Linked DNA regions of Mus musculus: region 1 is linked to region 2. A link is a loop called in an ENCODE intact Hi-C map of the cell type or tissue named here. Cell type or tissue: gastrocnemius. All regions are shown on one strand.

Region 1 (8,000 bases), 69 kb before region 2:
TTATTGCTCTTCCAGAGAATCTAAATTCAATTTCTAACACCCACATCAGGCGGTTCACCATTGCCTTAACCCCATTTCCAAATGATAACAATTTCTTCTGCCCTCAGAGGGCACTTGAAGTACTATGTACATACCTACTCACAGACAAACAAGACTAGAGACACACACACACACATACACACACACTCTCTCAAACCCTGTGGGCTGGAGAAAGACATTAGTGGTTAAGAGCACTGGCTGCTTTTCCAGAGGACCTGAGCTCAGTTCCCAGAACCTACATGGTAGCTCATGACGATCTGCAACTTCAGATCCAGGAAATCCTATGCCCTCTGCTGGTTTCAAAGGACACCAGGCAGACCCATAGCCCAAATACATAATGCAAACACTCATATGCATGAAAAACAACTGAAAAGAAGTTTAGCTTGCTGTACAAATGACTTAAGACAAGAGCGTATGTGTGTGCGTGTGTTTTAATAGTGTACTTTTGTGAACTGGCCATAAAAATCATTATGTTTGCTATTTCTTTTTTAATTCTAACCAGTCGATAAAGAACTTACCCTAAAATCATTCTTAAACTTCTTTAAGTCATCAATCTGTTTTCTGTGTTCAGAAACAACTGGTGACATACCTGTAAAACCAAAACCTGTTAGATTCCAATTTACTTTTACCTTTAAACTTAAAATTGTTAAATATGGAATGTTAGAAATGAGAACAGAGGCCAGGAGTGTTGGTGCACCTCTATAACATCTTTAATCTCAGCACTGGGGCTGAGGGGAAGAGATAAATAAGAAATGAAGACAGATCTATCACGTAAAGACTAGCAATGCAAGTATCTGTCTGGCTAAACACTTTGCTATTTCTATAATTGTGTCTAAAAACTTTAACAAGGGCTGGAGAGATGGCTCAGTGGGTAAGAGCACCGACTGCTCATCCGAAGGTCCAGAGTCCAAATCCCAGCAACCACATGGTGGCTCACAACCATCTGTAACGAGATCTGACTCCCTCTTCTGGAGTGTCTGAAGACAGCTACAGTGTACTTACATATAATAAACAAATAAATCTTTTAAAAAAAAAAAAACTTTAACAAACTCTAACCTTTGTTGTCAGCTTTTGAAAAGCTAGGTGATGTTTCACTTGCTTTAACATTTTCTTTACTCCCTGCAGGAGAGTTCTGCCTCTGATCTTGAAGCCTGGAATCTTTTGCTAGAAAACAAGTTTAAAAAAGCAAAAAACTAGTATTAGACAGAAATTAGGACAATAGTGTGAGTAAATACCAAACACTTCTAACCTTCTGGCTTAGGGGAAAATGGGTTTCATTAAACTGAGTTTATTCCCTGTTAGTCATCACATCAAAATTCAATAACCATGCTCATACAACAGGCACGTCATACTAGGACAGGCCAGAGCCTCTGATGCCAGACATTAGTTAATATACATGGAATAGTTCTACCAGAGACAGAATCTTGCATCCACAAAAGCATCACTGTGTATTGAGAACACAACTCTTGGCCATGCATGGATTACAACAGGAAAGGTGTTGGTTGCATACCCTCAATAGATGGGGTCAGTGCTCTGTTGGATGCAGGGCTGGCAGGAGTCGGAGATGCGGCGGGAACAGGCATGGAAACGGCTTCTGCAGGGATGATGCCAGCTTGGGGAGAAGCAAGCACAGGCCCGCTGGGAGAGTTTCCAATGCTGCTCTGCCTGGGAGACCTGGGTCTGTGAGTTTTGGGAGATAACCTTGGAACTAGAAGCAAAAAGATACTCATTAAATTCTCAGAAGTATCTTATGGCAGAAGTCAACAATCTCTAAGTACCACCGTGGTTTCCCTCCTAATTAAATGAGTGAACTTTTAAGTATTTGAGTCAAGTTCAATGGCAAGCCAAAGCATACTTAAGTTAAAAAAAAAGACGACATTCAAAGTGTAACATTTATTCAAGGTGAGAGATCTCTACCATGCCTCTCTCCTCTCCTTCCATCAATACACGAAATAAAATTGATGGTAGCTTGCTGCCAAGCCTATGTGCTTTTACTTGCAATATAAAGATCCACCGCCAGTGCTGAAGGAAATTAGGACGCACCTAGCCTCAAGGGGTACGTAACACAGAATGAACGCCTTCCACACAACTGCTTAATGCTTCCTAATCCAATAAAAACCTATTTGCAGGCTTCAGACTAAAGGGGTCAATGAAAATGGTTCAATCAAACATTATAGAAGGAAACTGTTCACAACTCTAACTTTCCATGGAAAGACCAACCCCGTAACACGATTCTCACTATATCCCTCAACTGTCTCTATTCTTGTATTTATAAAAGGTTGCTTATTTATAATAGGGTTAAAACGCCTCAAGCTTCTTTTCTTGTTAATCTTCAGTTTAAAAGGCTAAGAAGAATAGCACAAAGAAATTTACAGGACAATCACTACAACTGCACACCTTACAGGGGTGAGCGCACTGTCTGTCTAGTTTTTTAAGCTTAAAGACCTTTTCCTGGTAAGGCCAAAAGAACAGGCACAAGCTCTAGCTCTGGACTCCCGGGAGGAAGCACTACAGACCAACAAGACCAACTCAGCAGCCCAAGCAGTCTGGCCTAATTCCAAATCTGCTCCAAGCAGGACCTTGGCTGCAGCTGCTGACGGTCAGAGACTCATAACAAAAGCTGAGCCTCTCCTGGCGCAGACTACTCCTTGAGGAGCACCAAGCGACTATCTGTTTACTCCACACACGGATGCCATGGAAACCCGCAGCAGTAAGAAACCTAAGCAGGTTTACAAAATGTATACAGGGTCAGAGTTCCAGAGGGATGGGACAGTTCCTTCAACTCGTGTCTTGATAACCATGGTAACTGGCAACAGCTGCTTATGCCACCACATTTAATCTGTATTTAATCTCAGATCTTCAGCTCTGCAGTGTCATACCTACCCCCACTGACCACTGAGGACCACGTTCCCCCTGCAGGACTGGTCCTTGCCACTGGAGGAGCAGCTGCTTCACTTGGGGGATTGTGGGATACAAATTCTAGGCCACTAGACATGGAGCCTCTCCCAGCAGAGACTCTGTGATTCCGAGGGTGGCGCTGTGCCTTTGGAGACATCCTTGGGGGTCCTGAGGAAGACAGAAGGATGCCACAGGATATCACATCAGTCCTGCGGTGCCCACCTTACTGCTTTTCCTACTAGATACAGATATAACTCTTATTTCCTTAGCAGGTTTTCATTGGTTAGAATATGAATCACACTGTTATTGATTTCTGGCCACACTAAGAATTCTTTTGTGGTATGTCAATTATGTCAGTATGTTTTATTTTCCCCTTTTACAATTTGTTTTACTTTTAATTATATTGTGTGTATGTGTCTGTGTGAGGGTGTGCACCTGAGTTCCTCTGGAAAGCAGAAAGCTGTCTGACAGCTGACCCATCTTTCCAGCCTTATTTCCTTTTACTTTTAAAGCAAGGAGGAAATAAACTTGATGGTGAGAAATATAACAACATGGCCCAACAGTGTTTAACTACATGCATTTAAAAATAAGTTATAATAACGTTTTCGTAGGAAGCACAGATGCATGATGGGATATTATCAGTTTATCTTTCTAACAGATTTTACTATTTCCAAAATGAGACAAAAACCTTTTTTTTTTTTTGATAGGAACCAAACTTGGGAGCCCATACTTGTTAGGCTAGTGTTCTATCTCTGAGCTACATCCTTCAGGGCCCCAGGGGAAAAAGGAATTTAAGCAGCAACCTCAGATCTCCTCTCCATCTTTTGCCCAAGCCGTCCTCACATGTGCGTGGTTGGCTTGTAAGAGCAGAACAAGGAAAGTCTGCAGAAAGCTGCACTGTGAGAGCTGACGACAGTCACCATCACTGTCTCTGCCACCCATGGGGACTTCTGGGAATACAGCCTGTAGCACACAAGTCCAGAACTACCCCTCCTCTCAGAGGCCATGATGAGGACCCTAGCACATGCTCTCTGCTGTGTCCTCAGTGGGAACACAGTCAGACATGTGCTCTGAGGAAATGCTAACTCATGTTAGAATTTCCCCTTATTTAATGTTTAAAATGTATTCATTACTATAGGATATGTGTGGTATGGACTGGGTTTGTATGTGCTGGTGTGTGTGTGTGTGAAGTCATCTTTGTGGAGTCACTTCTCTTTTTGCACTTTTCCCATGGCACGCTTTCTGGGCAGTCCAAAAGCAGCCCTTTCATCTGACTACAATGCAATGCTTTCTGACACATTCGAGGAATAAGCACCTCCACCCAAACGTCTGCAACAGCTCCCTGTTGCTGCTAGGAGTCACCAGAGAGGCACGCATTGAAAGTCTGTGACATCTGCCTTTGCAACATTGTATTCTTCTGCCTTGAATTCCCTTCTGTGTGGGCAAAAATTTAACAGTAGCCAATATAGTTTATTCCCAAACACCTTCTTTAGAAAACTTTAATGGTCTTGATCAGTTATATTCACTATGATTTTACCAAGACAAGGTGATTAGAATATAAACACAAATGCTCTGAACAAAGGACATTGTTACTTAGAACTTACAACCTGCATTAAATCAGAATGCTACCTTTTTCGGGCAGGGTGTCAGGGTGGCTGGGATAGGGTCTCACCATATAGTCCTGGCAGCCTTAGAACTCATTATATATGAGACAAACTGACCTCAACTTTCAGCAATCCTCTTGCCTGTGGCCTGGGCACTGGGATTATAGGCATGTGCCACTAATCAAAGTATATGACATGCAACAATGGTGAATTCAGCAACAAATACACACAATTTGGCATGAGCCAAAAAGACAGAAAAGGCTCAAATCTATACCTGTTTTGTAATTGATAAACTTTAAATAAAGGTCTCCCCACAGATTAAAGCAGCCTTCCACTACAGTGATATTATAAAACTAATTTAAAATAATTATTCAATTAAATTAGTAATTCCTCAGGCACTCTAAATACTACTGTTACCTGAGGGCAGACGTACAAGGCCACTACAAGGGATGTCATGGATCACTAAGAACCCCAAAATAGTACTCCTGCCTTTGGCCAACAGGAAGGTTCGCTGGCACCATTACCAAGGAGCTGAATGTGGCAGCCTCCATAACCCCACCCACCTCCAGGAGCAGAAATGCCCAGTTCATCACTGTTACTGTCCAGGCCGAGACCTTCCTGGGCTGCACAGGAGTACTATTACCAGACAGGTCGGAGCCCATCTCTATATGCAGGGCAGTGCAGGGCTTTATACATAGCACTTATCAAATTTTAATCTAGTGAACAAAAGGTTATTAGAAATAGCTTTAATAAACTAAAGTTAAAACACAAAAATTATAGGTTATTAAATAATGAAGAGGAAACTATTTTGTAATCATAACCTCACAAAGGAGCTAAACAAAGACAAACAAAAACATGAACAAATCGTGGTATTGTACCTTCTGAAGACATGCGTTTAGGCATAGTAGAGACAGGAGCTGGAGAACCATGAGCAGAGGGGTGAGACGGGGGTCTGGAGGGCCTCGAGGGGGGCCTGGAGGGCGGCCGTGTAGGGGTGGCTGCCCGAGGTGGAAGAGAGTTGGGACCTGACTGGTAGCGAGAAGGTGGGCGAGAGGAAGGAGATGGGCAAGGCGATGGCCAGGGAACACCTGACAGAACAAATGATATGAAGGAAAGTATAAAAACTAAAGAAAAAAATGAGGGAAAAAGTAAACAGAAAAAAAAGTAAAATGACAAAAATGATTTCTTGTACATTTAACCCTTTGAGGACAGTCATTTGATTTGTGATAAGTTTTAGTACAACTTAACTGACACAAATTCACATTTTACTTTAACCTCCTTAAAATTAAGTCTGTTGAAATGAATCCACGTTCCCAAAGGGTTAATTAGGATCTACACATACTACTGAAGAAGACAGTTAAGACTCTGCCTAGTATGCCTACTTCTTCAGCTGTTGTCAGCCATCACTTGTGAAGAAAATGTCCCACACACAGATAACCCCCTCAATAAACACACTGACTCCTGCTCGGGAAGGCAGGCCCAAACAATAAACACAAACAGCAGCCTCTAACGCCACTGTCCAGGCTCTTCTCCTACTCTCACCTGAGCTTCCTCAGGCCTATATCTGAACTGAAATATCAGTTTCAAAGGTCACTAGCCACATCCTGTTCAGGTAGAAATGAGAGCTTACTTCTATTGCTTTCTCGAATGCTTAAAAGAATCTCATCCTGATGCACAGGAATGAATGGCCCCGTCTATCTACTGCCTGTACACCACAGGGGCCTGTAAGCCTCGGGGCCCAAACCTGACATCAGGGCACGGACAACCCCCCCCCCCCCCCCCGCCCCGGTCAGCAATGTCCCTGGTAATTAGTCAACAGTCCAGGGTTCCTCTCCAGTAGTCTAGGGGGCTCCACTCACTGGAGTATCATACATTTCTCAGCCCCCTTCACGTTTTTAACTTGAAAATTCTATTCATAAACAACTGAAAATCTTCACTCAGTGAGCAAAGAAATGTCACCATCGTTACTAAGCAGGAGAACTACTCAAGAGTGTTTCCTTGGAGAGGAATTCTGCTCTTACATGGCTGACATACTTCACTCCCTTTCTTTACACGAGGTCTCACACAACCCAGGCTGGCTCAGACTGCCTATGGAGCCTGACTGCTCAGCATGAGGCACTTGCCTCACCCAGCTTGCGGTGCTCTAAACTTCAACCCTGAATCTGCTGTCCACTCTTTTTCCCTGTCAGCTACCATATTTCTAAATGATTCGCTTCTGCTGTCCCATCTTCCAGATTTCTATACTCACCTATAATCTGTATTCAACTGACTGGGGACACTACACAAAATGCCTTCCTTCCTACTTAAAGCTCCAAGCTGCTACACTCTAATACCTACTCTCAGAAATCAAAGGTTGTCTGTGCTGTGTTTGTAAGCAGTTCTCTGATGACTTTCGTCACCTGACTCTTGCTCATTTCTGACATTACAAATCACCCTAAGTTCTTCCCTGAAGTACGCAGAATGGAATCATCACAGTTAATGAAGGAATCTGCACTAACTCAGGGTCTTTCTCATGAACTATGCCCACTGCCTCATCACCCAGTGTCTTTCAAGTTTCCATTCTGTCTGTCTGTGGAGTGTCTTAGGCCAAATGAGTATGAGAGGATGAAACAGCTCAGGACATGCTGTCACCCTATACGCGCCAATGACAGATACAGTGTTATACTGTCTAGTAGCCACAAAACAAACTACATTATAGATAATAAAAACTACTCCAAAAAATCCACAAATGGCATGCACATTCCTATCAGGTATGCCAACTCTTAAATGTTTAGATAGTTCTGTATTTCATCAAAACATTAACAAATAAGGTCAAAATACTTGCCTCCATTAACTACTCTTTGGTCTGAGCCAGCGTTCGGGTTGAAATCTGAAGTGTGAGAAGCAGCTCTTGACGGCATGGAGCCTGGCCCAGGCTGGCCCATCCGTGGTGAGCTCTGTCTCCCACTTCCCCAGGATAGGACTTCTCTGTTTCTTTGTCCAGGAGGAATATATTTATTGTCCCTGGAAATGAGAGATCCTCTAAATCATTTATCCTAAAAAGTACTGGGCTAACAAAACACACTGAAAGGTACACTAAATAGAAGACTGTCTCTCACACAAGCCTCAGTCTCACCACACGGCCACACAGCCCTGCAGGTCTCGGCCACCAGCACTTTAAAAAGGTGTGCTCACTTTCATCCTGACACAGTGATGATTAGGGAAATCGGAAGACTCAGCTATGGAACCTTGCCGGTAGAATCAGCTTTACCCACAATGCAGCAGGCATTCTACTTTTTTGAGTAAATGACAGACCCATAGCCCTGCAAATACAAGCAACCACTGCGCCATCGTTTCTCCTTTCTAAGTCACCCCACACTGCCTTTAGCTCATGTGTTCTCAGAGCAAGCATCATGAACAGCTGAATTTTCAAGTAAGGTTCGCCTCTCTCTAGTTTTTCCAGCTTTCGCGCCATGAGTC
Region 2 (8,000 bases):
ACACACATTCATGTATTCTCTCTCTCTCTCTCAAAATGTAATTTATTTTGTATTTTATGTATGCTGGTGTCTTGCCTGCATGTGTAAGGGAGTCAGATCCCTGGAACAGGAGTTACAGACAGTTGCGAGCTGTCTTGTAGGTGCTTGGAGCTTAACCCCAGTCCACTGGAAGAGTGGCCAGTGCTCTTAACCACTAAACCATTTCTCCAGGCCCTGCAAATGTAATTTTAAAGAAAAAAAAAAGGTGTTTAAAGTGTGAAGTGTAGAGGATGGTGGTACACACCTGAAATCCCAAATGTGCTTGTGAGCCAGCCTAGGCTACATTTTTTTTTTTTAAAGTAAGTGTGGGAGCCTGCCATGGTGCCTGAGGCAGGGGCAAGAAGATGCATGCTTCAAGGAGTTCCAGGCAAGCCAGGCAATGGTGGCCCATGCCTCTAATCCCAGCACTCAGGTCTATCTCTTAGAGATCAGCCTAGACTGCAAAGCAAGTTCCAGGACAGCAGGGCTATTACACAAAGAAACCCTGTCAAAAACAACAACAACAACTAAAAATCCAAAACTAACCCAGGCTTGAGAGTGCACCTGAGAAGGCAGAGACAGGTAGATCTCTCTGAATTAGGAGACCAGCCGGGACTACACAGTGACTTTCAGGATTGTCACAATTGTGTAAGAGACCCTGTCTGAAAAAGAATACAAAAACAAAAACAAAAGCTACAAGTCACACTTGAGAGCTGACTCCTTCCTTACAAATGCTTACCTATCCCAGAAGACGACACAGGTTCAGTCCACAGTACCCACATGGCAGCTCACAACTGCCTCCATCTCCAACTCAGTGCCCTGGTCTGGTTTTCCTCAGGGCTCCTGCACACATGTGGTACACAACCACACAAGCTCACATATACACACATAAATTTTAAAAAGTAAATTTAAAAAAATGTCTAAGCCTATAAGCCAGGAGTGACAGATACAAGCCTTTAAGCCCAAGGCTACAAATTTGTCTCAAAACAAAGAAAGCAAACAAAATTTTGAGCAGCCTGGTCTACAAAGTAGATGCTGCCCCTCGAACCACTAAACCCAATAAAGAGGAAAGGAAGGCAGGGATATGAATTAACCCATGATGACTCCCAGTGCAGTCACTAACTAGGAGCTGAGGATGTAGCTACAACGTGTGCCTAGCATGCAGACAAGCTCTGAATGACCACCCCAACACTGCATAAAGTAGGCAGGTGCACACTTACAATCCCAACAGTTGGGAGGGGGTTGGGCAGGCACACCAAAGTTTCAAGGACAAGAACAATCGGATACAAAAGATCTGAACTCAAAAAATAAAGGCATGGTTGTGGACAGGTAGCTCAGCAGTTAAGAGCACTGGCCGCTCTTGCAGAGGACCTGGGCTCAGTTCCCAGCATCCACACAGTGGCCCAATGACCGTCCATAACTACAGCTCTAGGGCATCTGGCCTCCTCTTCTGACCTCCACAGGCACCAGACAGACAAGAGGTATGCATAAACAAATTAAACTTGTTTTTCCAAGACAGGGTTTCTCTGCGTAGCCCTGGCTGCTCGGTACAGCAGCAGACTGCCTGTCTGCCTCCCCGGTGTTAGGATCAAAGGTGTACACCACCTCTGAACAGTACATGTGTAGCCCAGGCTGGCCTGTAACTCATGATCCTCCTGCCTCAACCTCCTTCAGTTAATCCTACCACCATGCTTCACCACAAGCTAACTTTTTTTTTCAAAAGTGATCATAAACTAACAGCTAATAACACAAATAAAAAAGGATTAACAATTTTTTAACAGCCAGAAAGTTTTAGAACAGTTCCTTCAGAAACCATGGATCTGCACTGGCATTATACACTACAGACCCCCAAACATCTTCATACACAGTCTCAGTGCAAGCTCATGTAAAATTCAAATACAAGGGCTGAAGAGGTTAAGAGCACTTGTTGTAAGTCTACTCCCTATATAGACCAGGCTGGCCTCAAGTTCCAAAGATTCACTTGCCCCATCTCTTGGGCTGGGATGAAAGGCATGTGGCACCAAGCCCGGCATGGCTGCTCTTGCAGAGGAACCTAGCACCTACATGGTGGCCTCACAACTATCCCTAACTCCATCCCAGGGGATCCAGAGCCCACTCCTGGTCTCTGTGGGCATCAGTAAAGTATGAAGACACTTACAAACATGCACACAAAACATCCATACACATAAAAAACAATCCTGGAAAACTTCAAAGAGACATAATCAAGAGGGACAGGATGAATGGCTCAGGGTTAGAAAGGCTGGCTGCTCTTGCAGAGGACCACATGGTGTTCACTGCAGTCTGTCACTGCAGTTCTAGGGAATAAAGGGCCCTCTTCTTCTGGTCTCTGTGGACCCTGGGCACACATACCATACAAACGGGCAAAGCACTTATACATACAAAAATAAATCTTTAAAAGTAGAAACGACCAGGAAACGTATCCATGAAAGCACATGCCTTGTTGAATGCAACATCCCCAAGAGCATCCAACAAGTCCACAGAGCCCATCCCCCAAAGAGCTGCCTTCTTGGCTCCAGAACCCACTGAGTCTTCTGAGAAATAGCATGGCACAGCTTGTGAGAGCCATAAAACCTTAAGAGTCCTTGACCTAGTGAAACCACTCCTGGGCACTTTCTCTAGGGAAAAATTAAGATGAAACAAAAAGCTCCGAGTATGAAAAAGTTCACCATACCACCTCCACAAAACCAGGAACGTCAAGACCAAAGTCCGAGCCGGCAGGGAGAAACTTAGTTTAGCAGGTACACTACTGTTTAAAAAAAAAAAAAAAAAAAAAAACCCTCCCGATTAAAGGGGAAGCCTCGATCCCACAAGAGCACAGCCTCACAAAAGGTCAAAGTTAAGAGTAAGAAGTAGAATCTCCAGTGCAACTGTGTAACATTCTTTTTTTTTTTTTTAAGATTTATTTATTACATGTAAGTACACTGTAGCTGTCCTCAGATACTCCAGAAGAGGGCATCAGATTTCGTTACAGATGGTTGTGAACCACCATGTGGTTGCTGGGATTTGAACTCAGGACTGTCGAAAGAGCAGTCGGCGCTCTTAACCACTGAGCCATCTCGCCAGCCCGTAAGATTCTTAAAAAGTGATCACACACAGTTCTTTTCTAAGAAAGTGGCCTCTTGAGTGTTGACAAGAAAAAACTCTTCTCAAAAATCACAAAATTCCATTCACACAAAAATCAAGTCAGACCCAGGCTGCCTGAGTAGCAAAAGCAAGGCCCTGGGTTAGGCTCCAGGCTCTGGGCAGGCCCAGAAGTGAAAGACTGCTTTAGTGAGCTTCTAGGCTGGGAAGAACATTTTGCTATCTCAAACATGACGCCTTTTCTTTTTTAAGTTTATTTACTGTGGAGGAGGGGAACATGCCCTGGCAGGTGTGTAGAGGTCAGAGGACAGCTTGCAGCAGGAGTCAGTTGCTTCCTGCTGAGGTGGTGGTGGTGGTGGTGGTGGTGGTGGTGGTTGGTGGTATGGGAATCCCAGTTGATTGCCCTTACCCCCTGAAGCACCTCACCAACCCCAATGCTACACCTCCTTTCCTCAGTGCAGCCAGTCCTATTTTAAATCACACACACACAAAAGCAAAACTCTACAAGTTATAATGGATTTACAAGGAACCCACAGAGACAGTAATGAGAGAATGACATTAACCAAGGCTCTGTACAGAACAAACTCACACATTCTGAGTACCAGTATTGGACGAAAACTCTTAAAAAAAAAAAAACCTAGGCTTCAAGTGAAAGAACTTGAAGCAAGGAAGACTCGAAATGCCTTTCACTTTTGCAGCACCTCAACTGCAGAAAAAGATTGCTGGCACTCACACCCTGCTCACCTCCCTGTGGAGTCAACTCAGCTACCATCTAATGTTTAAGCCTAAAGAGAGCTGGTGAAGCCTAGGAACTTTAGCTTTAATTTGTATTTGAGTGAAAGTGACATACACGTCACTTTCTGATAACTAAAGAGAAAACATGAAAAAGCAAAGAAAAACAGGATGCATCCTTAAAGTTACATTTAAGTATCTTTTCGTTTTTCACTAAAAGTCAAGGACAGAAAAGAAACAACTTACAAAACCCTAACTTCACAGAGATGGGGAAATAAAATGATGGTTTAACTTGAACGAGGCAAGCTAAGCAGGGTTTGAAATGCCTCATGTTAGGGAAAATTGGGAGTGTGGAGGAATAAAGTAAAAAACATACTGTTCCCAGAAGAATTCCCTAAAACCTCGGCTCTGATTCACCCTAGGGGTTAACTTCTGCTGTAGAGGAACACTCTCTGGAAACGGACAGCAGGACAATGCGGCTAAGAAGAAAACTCCGTACAAGAAAAATCCCCTTGCCCACCTCCTAAGTCCTGGATGTCTATTTAAGGAGGAGGCTGCTCCAGGCCCTGCCAGCCAGGCCTAGGCCAGAGGGAGGCACAGTAGTGCCTGTAACACAGGGGCACAGGGGAAAAGGACTTGCATGCCCTTGGTAAGCTCTGGCGGCGGCGTTTCCCAAGTTAAGGACACCGGCCACAATGGAATGGAGTCTATTGGCATCTGCCTCTCCGTTTTAACACTAAGCATTTTCTTAGTTCGTGAAATACGAACTGACAAGCACCCCCACCACTCCCCACCCCCGCACGCACACACCCTCCAGAGTCCAGTCACACAGGACAGCACCCCAGCCTACCAACGAGATCGGGCCCAGGGAAGGGGAGAGGGGGACCAGGGCGCAAGCCAACACTCGGGAGTTGTTGCCTTCGGACCCGCACCAACTCCTCTGTTGCGGCGCCTCACCCCTAAAAATTGCAGGAACTGGGCCGGGGGGGGGGGGGGTTGGGAGGGAAAATGCGGTGCGTGTCCAGAGCCCGCGGCCAACCCACCTCAAGAGTCCGGCCCTCGCCCACCTCTATTCAAAGGCGCCTTCTGCTCCGCGGACGAGGAACAGCAATGCGGATCGGCCACCACCCGCGCGCAGGGGACCTTGCGGGGAAGGAGGGAGGCGGGCCTGGAGGGAGCCGGGCACTCCCACCCCTTCCCCAGTTGGGGGGGGGGAGGGGAAGAACGGCCCGCTGCGGGAACCCCGCCGCCCCAGATCTAAAGGGGGATGGGTGCGTTAGGCCGCTGGCACCCACCTCGCCTCCGTCGCCCACCTTCCCAGGGTCTGCGGGGCGGGGGATAGATATGCAGGACACCCGGCTTGACCCTACCTGGGGCGGCTGGGCCTCAATCTCCCCTCCTCCCTCCCGACTCCCCACCCGGCAAAGAGGCTCATTTCAGGAGAGGATCCCCCCACCCCCTGCGACCCGCACCCAGGCTCAGCCGCCCTTCTATCGGGGGGGGGGGCGCAGCAAGGGGGTGGGGCGGGATACCAATCGCCCCTGGCACACCCGGGAGGGGCAGGGGGCCGCCAGGGCCGTCCATCTTGGCCGTCTGGGGGGAGGGGACGCGATGGTGCGGGAGGCTGGACACGGCCCGAGAAGCCCGAAGGAATCTGCCGGCGCCTCCCGCCCCTCCGCGGGCCCCCCGGCACATCGCGAAGCCGGCCGGTCACGGGGCGCGAGGCGGGGGAGGGGACGAGCGGCGCGGGATCGGCCCGGCGCGGAGGGGGCTGGGGGAGCTGACACCCACCTGCCCAGGCCGGGACGCCCGCCGCCCGCGGCCGCCGAGGAAGACGCCACCGGCGCGGCCGGGGCCGGCACCACGGAAGCCGAGGTCACCGCGGCCGAGGCCGGCGCGGCGCCGGGCGACGAGAGCAGGCCGCCGCCGGGCTTGCGGCCAGTGGCGGGCGCGGGCGGCTGCGGCTGCGGCTTCAGCGACATGGTGAGCGGCCCATACACCGGCTCGCACGCCGGGCGGGGACAGCCGGGTGCCGGGCGCGCCGAGGAGGAGACGCCGGAGCGCGGCGGGGACGCGCGGACGCCGGGCGGGCAGGCGCGGGCCGGCGTGGCCGCGGGGGCCAGAGGCAGCAGGACAACGACGAAGGGGCGGGGAGGCCCGCAGACACCGAGCAGCCGCCGGGAGCCGGGCCGGGACGCGCCGTGGCCGTTGCTACCAAAACAGTCTGAGGCGCAGGGTGGCGAGCGCGGCCCGCGGGGAGGGGCGCCGGGGCCGCGCGGGGGAGGGCCGGCGGAGGGATACGCCACCGCGCCGCCCCGCCCGCCGCGCCGCGCCGTCCGCGGGAGCGAGCGCCGCGCGGCCCAGCCCGCCGGGCGGCGCGGCTCGGGGTCCCCCGCCGCGGGCCGCTGAGCGGCGGCGGTGGACGAACGCATGGGACCCGGGCTGGCGGACGCGGACGGGGTTGACGCGGGCCTGGAGGGCGCGGAGATGCGAAACAGACCCGGGGCGGGGGAGGTGTCGGGGGTGGGGGGGGGGACTCTTTACCGGAAGTCGGAAGGGTCAGGCGGAAGTCGAACGTGAGACGGCCCGGGGGGCCGATCAGGGACACGTGAGGAGCGGGGCGCAGCGCTGGGCCGCGTTCGCTCTCCCCGGGGTCGAACTAGGGCCGTGGAGGGGGCCAGGAGGGATCCGCCCTCGCCAAGGCGGGTCTGAACTTCGGGATCTGCTTCGGGGACGGGCGCCGTGAGCTGCTCGGGTGTCCTCGACCCCCTTGGAGGACCTTGATTTCACCCCACCCCCACCCCACCAAATCACAACTTAGAGGATGGCCTGCGGGCACCTTCGGGGCGGGGACCTGCAATCGGGGCCTGGCACACAGTAGGCCCCCAGGTGCCACTGCGTGCCGACTTGCCCTGCCAGCGTGGGGAAGCTTGCCGCCTCAGAAGCCACCGCCAGCTGCTTCACTTTGCCCCACTTTATTCACCCCGGCGAACTGTTGGGTCTCTGACCTTCATTTGAACCCTCTTTTTTTTTTTCCCCCTAGCTCGCTCGGACTTCTTAGTTCCTCCTTCAGGGGACCCGAAGGGAAATGGACCTGATTGGTAGTAGAACTGGGTGATGGGGTCTCCCTCGGTGAAGACTAAACAGACTTTCCCAAGAATGTCAACTTTAGACCTTGACCCCTTTTAAAAACTTTTACTTTAACTCGGGAAGGCCACCAAACACTGGTCCGTTTTTTTTTTTAAGGTGTTGTAATTAAATTGGAAACAAATGGTTAACTTTTTTCAAATGAGTTTAAATTGGTTTTTTTTTTTTTCTTTCTTTTCTAAGTGAAATTGCTTAAGAAGGTGATGGGCCGAGGGAAAAAAAAAAACCCTCAACCTATTAAAGTCATTCCAGTGAATTAAAGGCAGGCATGGTGTTCTTGCCTGTAGTACGAGCACTTGGGAAATGGAAGGAGGATTAGACAGTCAAGGTCATCTTCACCTTCATGAGGGAATTCTAGGCCAGGCTAAGCTACAAGAGACCCAGTCTCAAGAAGGGGCAATTCAATGAAGAGTTACCCCTGGTTATGGCACATGCCTTTAATCCCAGCTCTGGACAGGCAACTGGATCTCTTGAGTTCCAGACTTGTTGGTCTACATGGATTTTTTTTTTTTTAAGTAGCTAGCAGATAGCTCAGAAGGTAAAGGCCCAGGCTGCCTAAGCTCACCACCTAACTCTCAACCCTGGAGCTGGCATGTGGAAGAAGAAAACTTAAATGCTTGGAATTGTCCCCAGCCCTCCACCCTTGGATTGTGCCACACATATATAAGCAATATAAGTATGACCTTGTCGGTGGTGGTTTTTGTTCTTGTTTGGTTTTTTCCGAGACAGGGTTTCTCTGTGTAACAGCCCTGGCTGTTCTGGAACTCACATAGATCCACCTGCCTGCTGAGATCAAAGACCTGCTTCACCATGACTGGCCATAAATATGACTTTAAAAAAAAAAGAGAGAAAAATGGATCTGGGGTGTCAGTTTTAGATAGGGAGTATAGCATTGCCTCTCCAGCTCCACACCCCTGGTCCACCTGTGAATAATTAAAAAGAAAAACTTAGAACGTATATAAGAGTTACTAGTAGTCCAGTTGAAATTCAATTAACCTACA

Evidence for each region. Hi-C counts contacts between places; a loop is a spot of excess contacts. Peaks named below come from ENCODE experiments on the same cell type or tissue, not always from the same donor. Only the 100,000 strongest peaks of a DNase experiment are listed, where the experiment ranks them.
Region 1: a loop joins it to region 2, with 2.0 times the contacts of the local background. A loop is called at or near these places in 2 of 42 quality-filtered maps.

What each region holds. Positions count from the first base shown.
Region 1 is chr5:121,778,962-121,786,961 of GRCm38, reverse strand. Atxn2 (ataxin 2) reads right to left here. Exons shown (of 25, transcript NM_009125.2): 9 at 7,366-7,544; 10 at 5,420-5,629; 11 at 2,923-3,105; 12 at 1,550-1,747; 13 at 1,096-1,203; 14 at 558-628. Among named protein-coding and RNA genes, the nearest start is that of Mir7031, 36 kb to the left of the region's middle. In gastrocnemius, CTCF peaks have their summits at 2,987 and 4,305; a DNase peak (open chromatin) is centred at 2,598; H3K27ac peaks cover 638 bases.
Region 2 is chr5:121,709,920-121,717,919 of GRCm38, reverse strand. Atxn2 (ataxin 2) reads right to left here and starts at 6,311. Exons shown (of 25, transcript NM_009125.2): 1 at 5,644-6,311. The coding sequence starts at 6,284. In gastrocnemius, CTCF peaks have their summits at 2,981 (motif pointing right) and 4,437; DNase peaks (open chromatin) are centred at 5,087, 5,475, 6,107, 6,449 and 2 more places; H3K4me3 peaks cover 4,286 bases; H3K27ac peaks cover 5,371 bases.